2 separate regions of the Homo sapiens genome follow, and region 2 is linked to region 1. The links are chromatin loops, found by intact Hi-C in ENCODE. Cell type or tissue: thyroid gland. All regions are shown on one strand.

Region 1 (8,000 bases):
TCCCAAGTCCCTGTTCACAACTTCTTGGTTTTCATTCACCTCTATCCCCTGCCCTTCAAATGTGTAACCACTATTATCAGTTTCTTGTGTATCCTTGTGTGCGGCCCACTTGGAACTGAAGACTGCCATACATTCTGTCTTTGGGGCAGCTTCCACTTCCAGGAGAGGGACCAAGAATAAACCTACCACAAATCTTCTATTCAGGGGAGTTTCATGGCCATGAGGAAGACACAGAGACTATTTGCACCTGCATAAATAAACCTCATCACAAACTTCTAAAATACCCTGTTTCTTCTCCTAAAAACCCATTTGTAAATCTATTTGTTCTTCCCATGGTAGCCCTCCTATTCTCCTTCTAAGGCATATAAGCCCCCAGTTCTAACCACTCCGTCATTGAGCACTTCTATGTGTCTGTGCATTCCCCGGGTAATTAAACTCTTTTTTCTTGCTAATCTGTCTTTTTTTCAGTTTAATTTGCAATCCCCCAGTATTGAACCCAAGAGTAAAGTTTTTTTTTAAATTATTTATTTATTTATTTATTTATTTTGAGACAGAGTCTCGCTCTGTCACCCAGGCTGGAGTGCAGTGGCGTGATCTTGGCTCACTGCAAGCTCCACCTCCTGGGTTCACTCCCCAACACCTGCAAAGACTTTATGGGGGAGGTGTATTTTAAATACAAAAATTAGCCAGGTGTGGTGGTGCGTGCCTGTAGTCCCAGCTGCTTGGGAGGCTGAAGCACGAAAATCACTTAAACCTGGGAGGCAGAGATTGCAGTGAGCCAAGATTGTGTCGCTGTACTCCAGCCTGGGTGACAGAGCAAATATATTCTTTTACACCCTACCCCATACACCTTTTTTAAAATTTTGAGAGAAGATATTGCTCTGTCGCCTGTGCTGGAACGCAGTGGCACAATGACAGCTCACTGCAGCCTCAGCCTCCTGGGCTCAAGCGACCTTCACACCTTGGCCTCCTGAGTAGCGGGGACTGCAGGCACACACCACCACACCCGACTTATTTTTGCATTTTTCGTAGAGATGGAATTTCACCATGTTGGCCAGGCTGGTCTCAAACTCCTGAGCTCAAGCAATCCTCCTGCCTCAGCCTCCCAAAGTGCTGGGAGGTGTAAGCCTCCCACACCCAGCTTCCATACACATACCTTTAAAAAAAAACCCCACAAATGATTTTGTACTGTAGGCTGAGTGCAGTGGCTCACACCTGTAATCCCAGCACTTTGGGAGGCCAAGGTGGGAGGATGACTTGAGGTCAGGAGTTTGAGACCAGCCTGGCCAACATGGCAAAACCCTGTCTCTACTAAAAATACAAAAATTAGCCGGGTGTGGTGGTGCATGCCTGTAGTCCCAGCTGCCTGGGAGGCTAAGGCACGAAAATCTCTTAAACCTGGGAGGCGGAGATTGCAGTGAGCCAAGATTGTGTCGCTGTACTCCAGCCTGGGTGACAGAGCAAGACTCTGTCTCAAAAAAAAAAGGAAAAAGATTTTGTACTATATAACTGTTATGTGTCTTGCTTTTCTTTTCACTTGATAATATAACTCGGAAGACTTTCGATGTCTGTATATAGAGAGAATCCTGTTTTTTGTGCCTGAATAGTATCCATTGCATGCATGTGGCTATAATTTTTAAAATAGATATTAAATTATGAATAAAGTACAATAAATATGCAATCCCCTCCAAAATTCCTGTTGAAATGAAATCCCCAATGTACCAGTATTAAGAGGTATAGCCTTTGGGAGGTGATTAAGTCATGAGAGCTCTGCTCTTATGACTGGGATTAGCAGCCTTATGAAAGGGCTGGAGGTTGAAGGGAGCAGTCTCTTGTCCTTCCACTTTCTACCATGTGAGCACACAGCGGCAAGGTGCCATCTTGGAAGCAGAGAGCATCCCTCACCAGGCAGCAATGATGGATCTTGGACTTTCCAGTCAACAGAGCTGTAATAAATACAATAAGTTTCAAGGCTGGGCCTGGTGGCTCATGCCTGTAACCCCAGCACTTTGGGAGGCCAAGGCAGGCAGATCACCTGAGCTCAGCAGCTTGAGACCAACCTGGGCAACATGGTGAAACCCTCTCTACCAAAAACACAAAAAATCAGCTGGATGTGGTGGTGTTCGCCTGTGGTCCCAGCTACTCGGGAGGCTGAGGTGGGAGGATAGCCTGAGCCTGGAAGATGAAGGTAGCAGTGAGACCCTGTCTATAAATAAATAAATAAATTTCAAAATACCCAGTTTAAGGTATTTTCTTATAGCAACACAAATGGACTAAGATGAATATACATACTTAATACATATTAAGGCTGGGCATGGTGGCTGACGCCTGTAATCCCAGCACTTTGGGATGCTGAGGCTGATCACCTGAGGTTGGGAGTTCGAGACCAGCCTGGCCAACATGGTGAAGCCCCGTCTGTACTAAAAACACAAAAATTAGCTGGGCATAGTGGTGCACGTCTGTAATCCCAGCTACTTGGGAGGCTGAGACACGAGAATTGCTTGAACCTGGGAGGCGGAGGTCACAGTGGGCCAAGATTGCGCCACTGCACTTCAACTTGGGCGACAGAACAAGACTCTGTCTCAAAAAAAAAAAAAAAATACGGCCATGTGAGGTGGCTCATGCCTGTAATTTCAGCACTTTGGGAGGCCGAGGTGGGTGGATCACCTGAGGTGAGGAGTTCAAGACCAGCCTGGCCAACATGGCGAAACCCTGTCTCTATTAAAAATACAAAAAGTAGCTGGGTGTTGTGATGGGCACCTGTAATCCCAACTACTCGAGAGGCTGAGGCAGGAGAATCACTTGAATCTAGGAGGCAGAGGTTGCAGTGAGCCAAGATCATGCCATTGCACTTCAGCCTGGGCAACAAGAGTGAAACCCCATCTCAACAAAACAAAACAAAACAAAACATATTAGTATTTATCTAATGGCCTTCTTGAGGGGCATTTGGGTCTGTTTTGATCAAACAGCATCACAATGAGGCAACAAATAACCAAGTACATACATGGTTTCATCCGTGTGCAAGTTTATCGTAGCATAAATACCTCCTGTTGTATTTGTACCTCCAGTGTGCATTTGTAGTTTTGATAGTTTTTGCCAAACCAGCTCCTATGGAAGTCAAACCAAAGTACATTCCCACCAGCAATACAGGCAGATAGGAGAGACCGATTTGGTGGGGCAAGCCAGCGGCATCCCTAGGAATTTGGGGTGGGGAATTCACCTAGCTTATTTAGCTTTCCTCAGTGCAAACATACAGTAAACTTCTTATGGGAAAGGGGCTTGGGGACTTTTGGCACACCTTGTGCAGGGGCAGTGGTCAAATAGCAATATCTATCCCTGTGTAGGAATGAAGACGTGAAAGACAGTGTCAGGAGATTGAGGCCACCAGGTGGGTTTCCCCTGGGGTTCTCCCAGCAGCCTCCTGTTGGAGCCCACTCTCCTTCCCCAGGCTCCCTGACAAAGCTGCCGAAGGCTCCTTCTCTGCTCCCTCAGCCCAAGTTATCACCCCTCAACCCACCTTCAGAACTGGCCTCTCAGGAGTCACTTCTCCACTCGGGCCCCATCCTACAGCCCTCTCCAGGCATTAATCTTACTGGCTGGCCCCCTTGGCTCTTTTAACTCTCTGCTGTCTGTGGCCACCAAGCTTCTTACTTCTTTGACCCCCAGAGGACTTCATTCTGACCTCTGCCTGTGCATCTCTGCTCATTCTTCCTTTTCTATTCTTCAAGTTCGACAGCTCTTCACGGTTTTCACCTTGGTCCATTTCTCTTCCCATTCTGTGTGCTCTTCCTATTTTACTGTTTTATTATTTTTACCACAAAGTTTCTTATTTTTTTCTTTATTTTTCTTTTCTTTATTTTTATTTTATTCTTGTCCTTTTTTCTTTTCTGCTATTTTTTTATATTTTTATTTTTGATTCATTTTATTTATTTATTTTTGAGACGGAGTCTTGCCCTGTCTCTCATGCTGGAGTGCAATGGCACGATCTCGGCTCACTGCAACCTCCGCCTCCTGGGTTCAAGCAATTCTCCTTCCTCAGACTCCCGAGTAGCTGGGATTACAGGTGCCTGTCACCACGCCCGGCTAATTTTTTTTTCTTTTTTTTTTTGTATTTTTAGTAGAGACAGGGTTTCACCATGTTGGCCAGGCTGGTCTTGAACTCCTGACCTCAGGTGATCTACCCGCCTCAGCCTCCCAAAGTGCTGTTCTGGGGTTACAGGCGTAAGCCACCGTGCCGGCCAATTCATTTTAAATAAACGTTATTGAGGTATAATTTACATACAATAAAACTCATTCATACATTTTAAGCATTCAGTTGGACAACTTTTGACAAATGCATGCACCTAAACAAGATATAACACCTGTCCATCACCCCAGAAAGTGTTTTAGTCCCCCACTTGCAGTCACCTCAGTCCCAGTTCATCGTTGATCTGCTTTCTGTAACTATAAATTAGTTCTCTTTGTTTAAAAATTTTATATAAATGAATCATATGGTAGGCACTCTTGCATCCAGCTTTTATTTTACACAGTGATTTTAAGACTCATCCATGTTGTTGCATCTATTAGTAATTTCAATCTTTTTATTACTATCCCTTTCTATGAAGAGAACAAATTTTGTTTACCCATTTCCTAGTTGATGGATTACTTGAATTGTTTCCAATTTTTAGCAATCGTGAATAAAGCTGTTACGCACATTTGGATACAAGCCTTTTAAAAAGGCAACCTATTATTCCAATGTAGACTTCCACAAGCTTTTGAGCAATCAAATCCAACAGCATTATGGTGGCCACTAGCTACTTACGCCTATTCACATTTGTGTACAAGTCTTTTTGTGGGCCTATGTTTTTATGGTACTTCAGTAAATACATAACAGTAGAATTGCTGGGTCAAATGGTGGGTGTTTGTTTAGATTTAAAATAAACTCCAGTAGTTCTCCCAAGCAGTTGTACTATTTTATTTTATTTGTATCTTTATTTTTTGAGACAGGGTCTCACTCTATCACCCAGGCTGGAGAGCAGTAGCATGATCACAGCTCACTGCAGTCTCGACCTCCCTGGCTCAGGTGATTCTCCCACTTCAGCCTGCTGGGGTAGTTGGTATTACAGATGCATGCCACCACACCCAGCTAATTTTTTGTATTTTTAGTAGAGATGGGGTTTTGCCACATTGCCCAGGCTGGTCTCAAACTCCTGGGCTCAAGCAGTCTGCCCGTCTTGGCCTCCCAAAGTGCTGGGATTACAGACGTGAGCCACTGCATCCAGCCTGTACTATTTTAAGTTCCTGCCAGTGAGCTAGGAGTTTCAGCTGCCCTACATTCTAACCAATACTGGTATTACACATCTTTTTATTTTCAGCCATGCTTGTGAGTGTGAGGTAGCATCTTACTGTGGTTTCATTCTGCATCTCCCTGAAGACTACTGAGGGTGAGCATCTCTTCCTGTGCGTGCTGGCCATTTGCATGTCCTTTGTGAAGTGTCTGTTCATGTCTTTTGCTCAGTTTTCACTGTTTGCCTTCCTATTAGTGAGTTGTATGGGTTCTTTATGTATTTGGAATGCAAATCCTTTTTCAGATACAGGTGCTGTGAACATTTTCTCCCAGTCTGTAGTTTGGCTTTTCACAGCAGGAAGTTTTCACCCTGATGAAGTCTGACCCTCTGCCATGGTGGGCCTGGCCTCCAGCCCCCACTCACTCCTTTGGGGTCTCCTTTAACTCATTCTTTTAAAAAAATTTTAAAATAATTTTTATTGATATGGAACTTTTCATGAATTCGTGTGTCATCCTTGCAGGGGCCATGCTAATCTTCTCTGTATTGTTCCAGTTTTATTTATTTATTTAGAGACAGAGTGTCACTCTGTTACCCAGGCTGGAGTACAGTGGCGTGATCTCGGCTCATTGAAACCTGTGCCTCCTGAGTTCCTGCTTCAGCCTCCCGAGTAGCTGGAATTACAGGCATGCACCACCACGCCCGGCTAGTTTTCATAGTTTTAGTAGAAACGGGTTTCATCATGTTGGCCAGACTGGTCTCGAACTCCTGGCCTCAAGTGATCCGCCCACTTCAGCCTCCCAAAGTGCTGGGATTACAGACGTGAGCCACGGTGCCCGGCCTTCATTCCAATTTTATACATGTGCTGCCAAAGACAGCACTTTGACTCCTTTCAATCCTTTGCTTTCCTGCTTTGCATATCAGCTTGCCCAGCTCTTGCACCCAGTCTTGCATAAATCCCTTCTCAGTGCTCAATTTTAAAAAAAGAGAGAGGGCGGACGCTCCTTGGAAAGGAGAGACGATCTTTCAGTCCTTCTCTCACAGTTCTTTCTCTTCCTCCCCATTTGCTCTCTCCTCCCCAGCCCTGCACATCATCTCTTCTTTTCATTCTCTTTACTCCTCCTTTACTTCCTCTCCCCTTCTAAGTCTCATCTATCTTGGGCCAAAAATTAGCTTTTTAAGGTAAAATCAGGTCCCCTTCCCCATAAAGGCTTTTATGCAAAGTGTTCTAACAAAAACGTCTCCAGCTTCAATATTGCCAGAACAAATTCTCAGGGCTAGGCACCTAGAACCTAAATTCTGCCGTACCAGGAACCCCAAATTGCAGTGTTATAGAAATGAAGAGACCACAGACAGGTCAAATTGAGGAGATGGTATTTCTTCTCCTGTAACGCCCTCACCTGTGTGAGCTCCCTCTCCAGCTGTGTACCTCTTGTCAGATGAGACGATGAGAGGCTATGGCAATGCTAATTACTCTCACCTGCATCAGAGCCACTCACCTGGGTAGCTTTTAATTTCCCCCACTCTCTCCCAGAGCTTGGCTCTACCCATTAGACAGTTAGACTCTGGTGGTTTTCAGAGTGTAGTCCCCAGAGCAGCCACATCTGCACCGCCTGGAAACTTGCTAGAAATGCAGTTTCTAATTAGGTCCCACACTTCCACATGCATCAGAACCCCTGGCAGGGACTGTGAGAACAGTCAGAACAAAGATTGCTGGGGCTGGCCACAGAATTCAGTGGGTCTGAAGTGGGGCCTGAGAATGTGCATTTCTAACAGGTTCCCAGGTGACAATGTTGCTGTGGCTCCAGGGGGCCCTCTGAGAAACACCATATTAAAGATTCTGATTCAGTTGGTGTGGGTCAGACGGTCCGGGCATCCCATGTTCCAATGCTCCCCTGTGCTGTGCAGCTGAGGTTGGGAGCTCCTGGTCCATGGTCTGCGTTGCAGCACGGCTAGAGCCGCACATCTGCAGAAGACAAGAAAGACCCTCCTAAAGGGCTTCTTCCTTCATCTAAGTTTTCATCACAGGCAAACTCTGTGTGTCCAGTGTACTTGGGGCTTGTAATTTTCCTCCAAGGACCTGTAGGACCCTCTCCAAGTTTGAGCAGGTCTGGCATCCCAGGGTGCTAAGGCCTGCTGGCAGCTCACGTGCTTGGCCCCAGGTACTCTGGGAGCTGTGAGAGTTCGACCCAGAAAGGTGGATCCCTTGAGAGTTCTGGGCAGGGCCACAGCCCCCTTGGTTGGAAAGCGACGGGTCCCTTTTGGTGCTGGTGAGCTGTAAGCAACAAAGCTGTTGCCAAGGGCCTCTGGAATATGACTGTTTCTGAGGCTGTTACAAAATTATATTAAATTCCCAAATGATGGTATTCATTGTAATATATGCAAGCTTTTTAATGTATCAGCCATGCTTATATCAGGTGTGGTCACCTAAGAGTTTTGATTGTTTTTGCTCTTTTATTGATGCATAATTTGCATATAGTAAAATACACAAATCTTAAGTGGATGCTCAATGAATTTTTACCTATGTATACACTCATGTAACAACCACCAAGATCAGGATAGAGAACATTTCCATCATTCTAGTAAGTTCCTTCAGGCCCTTTCTCACTCAATCCCCATCTCCCACTGCCCTAAACAAGTAGACACTATTCTGACCTCTCTCATCATATGTAGATAAGTTTTGCCTTTTATTTTTTTATTTTTTATTTTTATTTTTTAAAAAGGGGTCTTAGTCCT
Region 2 (8,000 bases), 250 kb after region 1:
AAGGCTGAGGGGGCCCAGAACCAGGGCAAGAAGGCCGAGGGGGCTCAGAACCAGGGCAAAAAGGCCGAGGGAGCCCAGAACCAGGGCCAAAAAGGAGAGGGAGCCCAGAATCAGGGTAAAAAGACAGAAGGGGCTCAGGGCAAAAAGGCAGAAAGGAGTCCCAACCAAGGCAAAAAAGGAGAGGGAGCTCCCATCCAGGGCAAAAAGGCAGATTCGGTTGCTAATCAGGGCACAAAGGTAGAGGGTATTACAAACCAGGGGAAAAAAGCAGAAGGGTCCCCCAGTGAAGGCAAAAAGGCAGAAGGGTCCCCCAACCAAGGCAAAAAGGCAGACGCAGCTGCCAATCAGGGTAAAAAGACAGAGTCAGCTTCTGTCCAGGGCAGAAATACAGATGTGGCCCAGAGCCCAGAGGCACCAAAGCAAGAGGCTCCTGCCAAGAAGAAGTCTGGTTCAAAGAAAAAAGGTGAGCCTGGTAAGTAACTGATTTCTTTATGAACTTAGAAGGAAAGGCTGTCTTTAAATGACTTATGGATTCTCTCGGGGAGTGCCACCTGTATCAGTCAGCTATTGTCATAATAAGGCTGCGTAACAAACATTCAAAAAAAAATTCAGTGGCCTTCAACAGCAGTCATTTATTGTTGCTCATGCTTCTGGAGGTTGGCAGATGTGAGCTTTCTCGGTTGGTGGCTCTGCCTCAATCTGGTTTTAACTGGGTTGGTGACTCTTTGCTACAGGTTGAGCTCAGGTCAGTTCCATGTGTGGTCCTTCTGGCGCCCTCCAGGGCAGAGGCCCTTCATAGTTACAACAGAGGCACAAAAGGGCATTTCAAGTCAGCATTTCATTGACCAGATCAAGTGATGTGTCTGAGCCTGAGTCAAGGGGCAGGGAGTCCACTGTGTCCAGGGAGAAGGGACTGCAAGGTGATGTGAGAAAGGAGAGGTGAGGAGTGAGCAACAGGTCCGTGTCTTGGCATGTCTTAAACATATGGGAGCACAAGGAGAGGTGAGGAATTAGGAGCAATAATTCTGTCCACCACACAGTGTAGAAGAGTTCTGCGTGTTGGCAAGTCTTTCTTAACTGTCTGGCTGCGTTCTGTCAGCCTGTTCGATGTTCTTGCCTCACCTGATGCTTTTGTGCAGCCTGACTCGGGTATCTGTGCTTGTTGAGTGAATGATGGTAGGAAGGTGTTTTTAAGGAGCAGTTGCATTCTTTCCTCTTCTGCCTTCTCCTTCCCCTGCGCCACCCTAGTCATTTGGTAAAGCATTATAGAGCATTAACATAAACACTGGATTACATAGATATATATGTGATCATATGAAGCACTGGTTTACCTTTATCTGTTTAGTGTATATTACTGTAGAAATTGGTCCAGGGAGTTCCTGTTTCATGTTTGTCATTCATTCAGTTTCACTTATGTTTTCTTTCTCTCCTCTCCTTTCCTTTCCTCTCCTCTCCTCTCCTTTCCTTTTCTTTTTTCCTTTCTTTTCTTTTCTTTTTTCCTTTCTTTTCTTTTCTTGTTTTTAAATAGCCATTAGCTGATTTGGAAAAATAATTGCATTTGTGTTGACGAAGGGTATCTTAGGAGGTGTGAAATGTTTGTACCTGTGTCGGGCTGCACAGGCCCTGTGTCTTTAGCTGGGCTTCCCTATCTTGCCTCTGTCAGGCTATTACCTTCGTGGGGTTTCCTCCTTCTGCTGTTTTTGATGGGCCATTTGCTGGGGCAGCAGCCCCCTGCTCCGTGTGAGAGGCCCTGTCCCCTGTGAGCGGCTGTAGGCTCCTGTGGGAAGCCAGCGACCAGCTGCCCAGCCCAGATCAGGTGGCCTTGAAAGCCCTTTGAAAACCCAGACGCTCTGGCCTCAGCCCTACTTCCAGAGGCTGGCAGGCGACGCACTGCCCTTTCTTTAACATGATGTTCCACTTGATTCAAAGCTGGGGATGGAGCTGAGAATCAGCTTTTACTTGGTTCTTCCACATCAGGCATGTCCACAGCTTCCTGCATCCCATGGTCATTGTTATTTCGTGTGGTTTTAGACATTTGAAACGAGATACAAAACAGAAGTGTGATGATAATATTGGAAAGGAAGACAAAATTGTTCTAATTTGCAGGTAATAAAGAACCTTGTTAGGGATGAGACCTACGTGTGACCTCTGTGAACGTAACACAACAGCTTGAGTGGGGTGATAAAGTTGGAACCAAGAAAACAAAACCCATATTCCAGGAGAAGAAGATGAAATATTATCGATGAAAGGATAGTAATTTTCAAGTTAATTTAGTGGTCTACCATTATTCCAGCCAAACTTTCTTGAGATTTTCCCCCTAACTTGACGGATTATTCCAAAAGTCCCATCTGAGGGAAAAATAGGTAAGAATAATTGAACAGATTTTTTTACAGTGGATTTTAGAAGGCCAGTCCTGTCAATGTGTGAACGTCTCCCAACTGTTGTAATTACAAGTAGGGGAATAGAAGGCTCTGAAACTGACTGAGAACTTGAATGAGAGAAGCATCATATTGCAGTAGGGAAGGAAACGTTCAGCAGATGATCTAGGGCAGTGTGTTCATATATTCATAATTTGGAAAAGTCTTCTTAGACCCGCCAAGCACTTGCCTCTATAAAAATTTAAGGTTTGGATGAAATAGATTTAATTTGAAAAAAAATGAATATGGGTTAGCCCAGATGGTGGAAGATGGCCACTCTGACATTGTCATGAGAAGAAGTCACCAAGGCTGACATGGGGGAGCTTGACACACAGCCACGCAGGGCTGTGCAACCACAAGGAAGAGGCAGAGACAGGGCCACACGTGCCACCAACATGCCGCCCGCAAGGTGGTTTCTTTCTTCTTCACAGTGTCGGCAGTCTAGAAAACATGGGGAAAGTTCTTTCTTGGACTTTCTATTTTCGTTTCTTGAATTAGCACTGAGGAATCTCAGGCCTGTTTTCCCATGGTTGATGTACAAAGGCATCTTCAGGGCCATCTGCGGTGGATTTGGGCCACTCCCCAGACACCGTGAGGATCCTGGAGACGTCCCCTCCTGAAGTGCTTCTTAAACTTTGTTATGCAGATGAATCACCCAGGATCTTGTGACTCAGCAGCTCCCAGGTGGGGCCTGAGATTCTGCATTTCTAAGCAGTTCCTGGGAGCTGCTGATGCTGTGGGTCCCACGTACCACATGTGGGGCCAGTCAGGATCCAGGAGACATCATCATTTAACTAGCAGTTTCAAAAACTCACATTAAAGCAAATAAGCTTTATTTAAAAACCGTTAATATAAATATATAATGTATATTTTTAAATGCTGGCATTGTAAATTGTGTGACCATTTTGAAAAGCAATTTTGTGAAATGTATCAAGAGCCTCAAAGGGATGAGTAGTTTTTCTTCTTCTCCTGGACTCCCCTCAGGAAACAGTGTAAACTGTGGCAGCCAGGTCTGTGGGTGAGTGGCTGGGGTGTCCCTCGGACCACCCCAAGGGCCTCGGTGCATGCGGCTCACCCAGACACAGTGCAGCCACTAACAGTGATGCCTGTGAAGATCCCATAGTAACCTGCAAAGACATGGTCACGTGGTCACAATGTGACTTTTCATTGGAGAAGTCGGGTGCCAAATTCTTTAGATGCCTCAAGAACAGTGGAAGGCAGAGACATTAAATGAGTGATAACAAGATAAACCGTAACTGTAGGAAATACAGTACAATTCCTTTCTGATTTTTTTCTTCAATGTAGTAGTAGTTTTCTCTTCAAAAGTCAAAAAGCAGCTGGGCGTTGTGGCCCACTCCTGTTATCCTCAGCCCCTGGGAAGATCACTTGAGCCCAGGAGTTCCAGCCTGGGCAACATAGTGAGACCTGGTTTCTATAAGAAATGTTAAAAAGAAAGAAAAAAATAAAAGTCAGAAAGCAACGCTGAAGACCCTAGATCTTGTGTTTGTGACAGCGCCCCCTGGAGCTGGGAACGCCCTTTGGAAAGCCTTCATTAATGCTACTGGGACAGGAATTCCAACGAACTGATGAAGCAAAGAATTTCCTATTAAAACCTTCCTGATATAATGCCCTTCAGAAATTATTTTAGAGAGATAAAATTGGGTCTTGATATATTATCTTAAATACTCTCTTTGCCATTGTGAAAAATAAAGGAATAATGATACTTCCTTAATTCCAGATGTTAAAACAACTGAGAAAGATCCCTGGAAGGCAGGGGCTGCTGGAACTCCTGCTCCTGCTTGCTGTCTCTGGACATAGCTCAGCACCGCAGGCCTCTGCCTGTGGGTTCATCTCAGTAGTTCGGGGGTGAAGTGCAGAGAAGGACCCGAGAGCCACAGTGGACAGACCTTAGGGGCTGAGGGTGGTTTATATAATGGCACAGGCTATAGAGTCACCCAGGATTGTTGATAGGGCAGTGTGGACTTGGTGATGGGTCCAGAGCTCCAGCCACAGTGAAGAGACCCTCCCTGATTCCATGATGCTCAAGCAGCAAAAGCTCAGGACAGATGAAAGGAGGCATTTATGAACATGGAAGGGAGTCACTAGCAAACACACACGTGATTGAGTGGTAAGGCCCGAAATTCAAGGTATTTGAAATCCCAGTTAACAAGCAATGTATTCAGTCTACTTCTTTTCCACAGAATCAGTAGTGCATATTGGTAAGCCTCCAAGTTTATCCACAGAAAACCCGTAAGTCCTTAATGTGTCTGGAGTTGCGTGGTCCCAGGTAGAGATCTTCTCACTGGGGGAGCAGCATCTGTACAAGAAGAAGCATTTAGGACTCTGGCTTAAGATGCTTCACACTCAGCACCTGCTGCCACCAGTTCCATCATGGGGTCACACTCAGGATGTAGGGGACATTTGAGTCCTGGAATGACAAAGGCTCTCCTACAGGGAGACTGTGAAGGGAGGGTGCCGGCCCTGGGATGTGAGGAGGTCGAGTCTATGTTACGTGGACGGCCCACACCAGTCTGAGCGGGTAGCGATTGGGGTGGAGAGCCCTGTCCTTTTGTTGTGTCCTTTAGTGCAGTGGTCAGACCCTGCATGGCCATTATCAAACCAAAACAGACAAAAATGCGTTTGTGCATTACTGTTTAACTGTGCAGTGTGCTTTTCTCTAGTCTGTGCTGGTGGGTATCTGATATTAATGTCCCCATCAACATTGGTCTTTGGTGGCTGGGGGTTGTGAGGCATGTATGTGTGGCTCTTTCTGTCCACCTTGGGACCAGGAGGCTGTTCTTTTTTTTTTTTTTTTTTGAGATGGAGTCTCGCTCTGTCACCCAGGCTGGCATGTAATGGCACGATCTCGGCTCACTGCAACCTCTGCCTCTTGGGTTTAAGCAATTCTCCTGCCTCAGCCTCCCAAGTAGCTGGGATTACAGGCACCCACCACCACGCCCAGCTGATTTTTGTATTTTTAGTAGAGATGGGGTTTCACCATGTTGGCAGCTGGTCTTGAACTCCTGACCTCAGGTGATCCACCCGCCTTGGCCTCCCAAAGTGCTGGGGTTATAGGCGTGAGCCACCGCGCCTGGCCAGGGCCAGGCTGTTCTTGGCGTGTGATCTGTATGTATTGGTCTCATCTGGACTCCGTCACAGTCTGCTTATTCTTTAGCACACGTATTTTCTGCTCTTTGCAGCTGACGGGCTCCAGGGACATTTCTTGATTCATTTGTGGCTACCATCTTCTTACTAACAGCATGGGTGGGGGGCCCAACCCCTAAGCCACTGCCAGGTGGCGTGTGCAAGAAGGTCTGTCTGCATAGCTCCCAGCTGCTTTGCAGCTCTGACTGTAAAGGACAGAGGCCCTGGGTGGGCTCAGTGAAGTGTGCACCTCTCCTCACAGTTAGTCTGCTTTTCCCACACACAAATAACACGAACACAGGGGAGAGCCCGAGGGCGCGCTGGGCACGGTGGGCATGTAGCTGCATCTGGCAGAATTCCCACCACTGCAGTCAGTTGTCGGTGGCGCTCTCTGGATGCTTGGCCGTTTTGCCTTGCAAAGGCCCTTCTCTGCTCCGGGCACACTTCATCACTTGCAGTGATTTCCCACCTTGTCTCTGTGCCCTCGGATGATTTTCTTGGTTTTCAGTTAGCCATGAGCTGTGGTGCCCGAGGGTATGAGGCAGAAATCTGTGAGTCCACAGCATGGGTTTTCACCAGTGGCTTGTGGAATTGGTTTCACCCTTGCTACGTCTTATATGTGGAGTTTTCATGTTCCAGAATTATTTGGATTTCCACTTAACATTGGCGGCTGTGACCATGTTGCCTGGTGAGCAAGCCCGGATGAGACACGTTAGACCGTGGGTTCCTCCCTTTGTTGGAAAGGCTGCGGCGGCCCCCACTGGCTGCCTTGTGCCTCGTTGCCCCTCTGCTGGGGCTGAGCTTCCTGTCAGTCTGGGGCCTGCCCACTCCAGCTTCTCTGGGGGTCATGTGTGCCCAACCTGAGGCAACTGTAGGCAGAACTCCGGGTGGGCTGACTGGCCCTGGGCATCTAGAAACACAGGGACCTGTGGGTGTGAGTGTGTTGGGTGGGAGGGGTGAGGTGGCATGAGGGCTGTGCTGCGGGGATCTGGGAGGTGCTTGGCAGTGGGTTCTAGATCACCGGTGTGGAGCAGGCCAGGACGGGAACTCCTCCCATGAGTCCAGGAGGCCTTGACTTGGGCAGGGGAGGTGTAGGGCCTAGGGCTGTGCTGTCCCATATGGGAGGCACTGGTCACATGGGAGCATTTAAATTATCACCTAAATCAGTCAGAAGTAAATAAAATTAAAGATTCCATTCCTCAGTCACACTAGCCACATTCCAAGTGCCTACTAGTCACATGTGGCTAGTGGCTCCCTTTACACAGTGCAGAGACAGATCATCTCAGTCAGAGCAGAAAGTTTTGCACAGCAGTGCTCTAAACAGGACCTTCTGAAAGGAGGTGGCCTCTTGGATCACTAGCCGGTCTGTGCAGACCTGTGTTGGTGTTGCACAGAGGCTGTGGCTGGCCCATAGCACAGGACAGATTAGCAGCAAAACCAGTACTGGAGCTGGGCTCCACCAGAGACTTGAAGTGCTTCTTCAGTCTTCCTAGCCCTACCTGTTACCTGGCTGGTCCAGCAGGGCCCCCTGCTGACAGGTGCCCCAGAGGGAGACCTGGCAGGAGTGGTAGGCCCAGGACATGCTTTTGCAGACCCAGGCTGGAGCTCTTCCAGAACTTCTGCTCTGATTTTCCTCCAAGAGCAGATGGGGGCCCTGCAGCGGGTTTTTACCACTTGTCCATGGCTGTATTTGACAGAGAACACCTGCCTTCCTAATCCTTGCCTTTTACAATTTATTATTACATAAATATGTGTTTCCAGCAAACAAAATTCACAGTATGGAGGCATGGAAGGTGAAAATAGAAAGTCTTTTTGCTCCATCCCAATCACCATCCGCTTCCCGGGGGTGGAGGGGCGGGGGGGTAAATTCATTGTGCTCTTCACATGGGCACCCACAAACGGGAGCTGCAGTGCACACTGCTGTCTGCTTAACAGTGTGTTGGTGACATCTTTCCGTATTGCACCTGCGAAACTGCCACATTCAGCTGCATAATATTCCCTAGCATGACTGTATTGTAATTTATTTAAATGACATTTAAGTAGTGTGCAGCTATTTTGCAGCTAAAATTAATGCTGCAATGATGTACATACACTGTTGTGTGTCTCTACAAAATAAAGTCCTAGATAAGTAATTGTCAAGTCAAAAGGTGGGTACGTTTTTAATTTAGGAAGACAGTGCTGCATTGCTTTCCAGAAACGTTTCACAATTTACGATGAGAGGCCCACAAGATTTGTTTTCTGACTCAGCACTCCTCACACGGTGCTGCTGTGCTACTCTGGGAATGATTCTAACTTCAGGAAGTTTGGGGAGCAGGGAGCATTATAAACCCAGACGTGGGATAAGGAGAAAGCCTCTTTCTTTGGAAATGAAAGGCACAAATTCTTTACTAAATATTTGGAGAGGAGGAAATTGATGGGATCCTCGAGAAGTGGAAATTC

What was found. Peaks named below come from ENCODE experiments on the same cell type or tissue, not always from the same donor. Only the 100,000 strongest peaks of a DNase experiment are listed, where the experiment ranks them.
Region 2: it touches region 1 in a loop (2.3-fold over the local background); 28 of 110 quality-filtered maps call a loop at or near these places.

What each region holds. Positions count from the first base shown.
Region 1 is chr20:17,901,606-17,909,605 of GRCh38, reverse strand. It overlaps the pseudogene RNU6-192P. Among named protein-coding and RNA genes, the nearest start is that of SNORD17, 57 kb to the left of the region's middle. RefSeq lists a silencer at 2,385-2,546 and an enhancer at 5,388-5,447. In thyroid gland, no CTCF peak of the experiment used is centred here; no DNase peak of the experiment used is centred here.
Region 2 is chr20:17,651,068-17,659,067 of GRCh38, reverse strand. It overlaps RRBP1 (ribosome binding protein 1), which reads left to right. Exons shown (of 25, transcript NM_001365613.2): 3 at 1-472. Among named protein-coding and RNA genes, the nearest start is that of RRBP1, 27 kb to the left of the region's middle. RefSeq lists an enhancer at 2,930-3,224 and a silencer at 7,013-7,092. In thyroid gland, CTCF peaks have their summits at 3,730, 3,930 (motif pointing left) and 7,078 (motif pointing left); DNase peaks (open chromatin) are centred at 3,934 and 7,077; H3K27ac peaks cover 4,176 bases.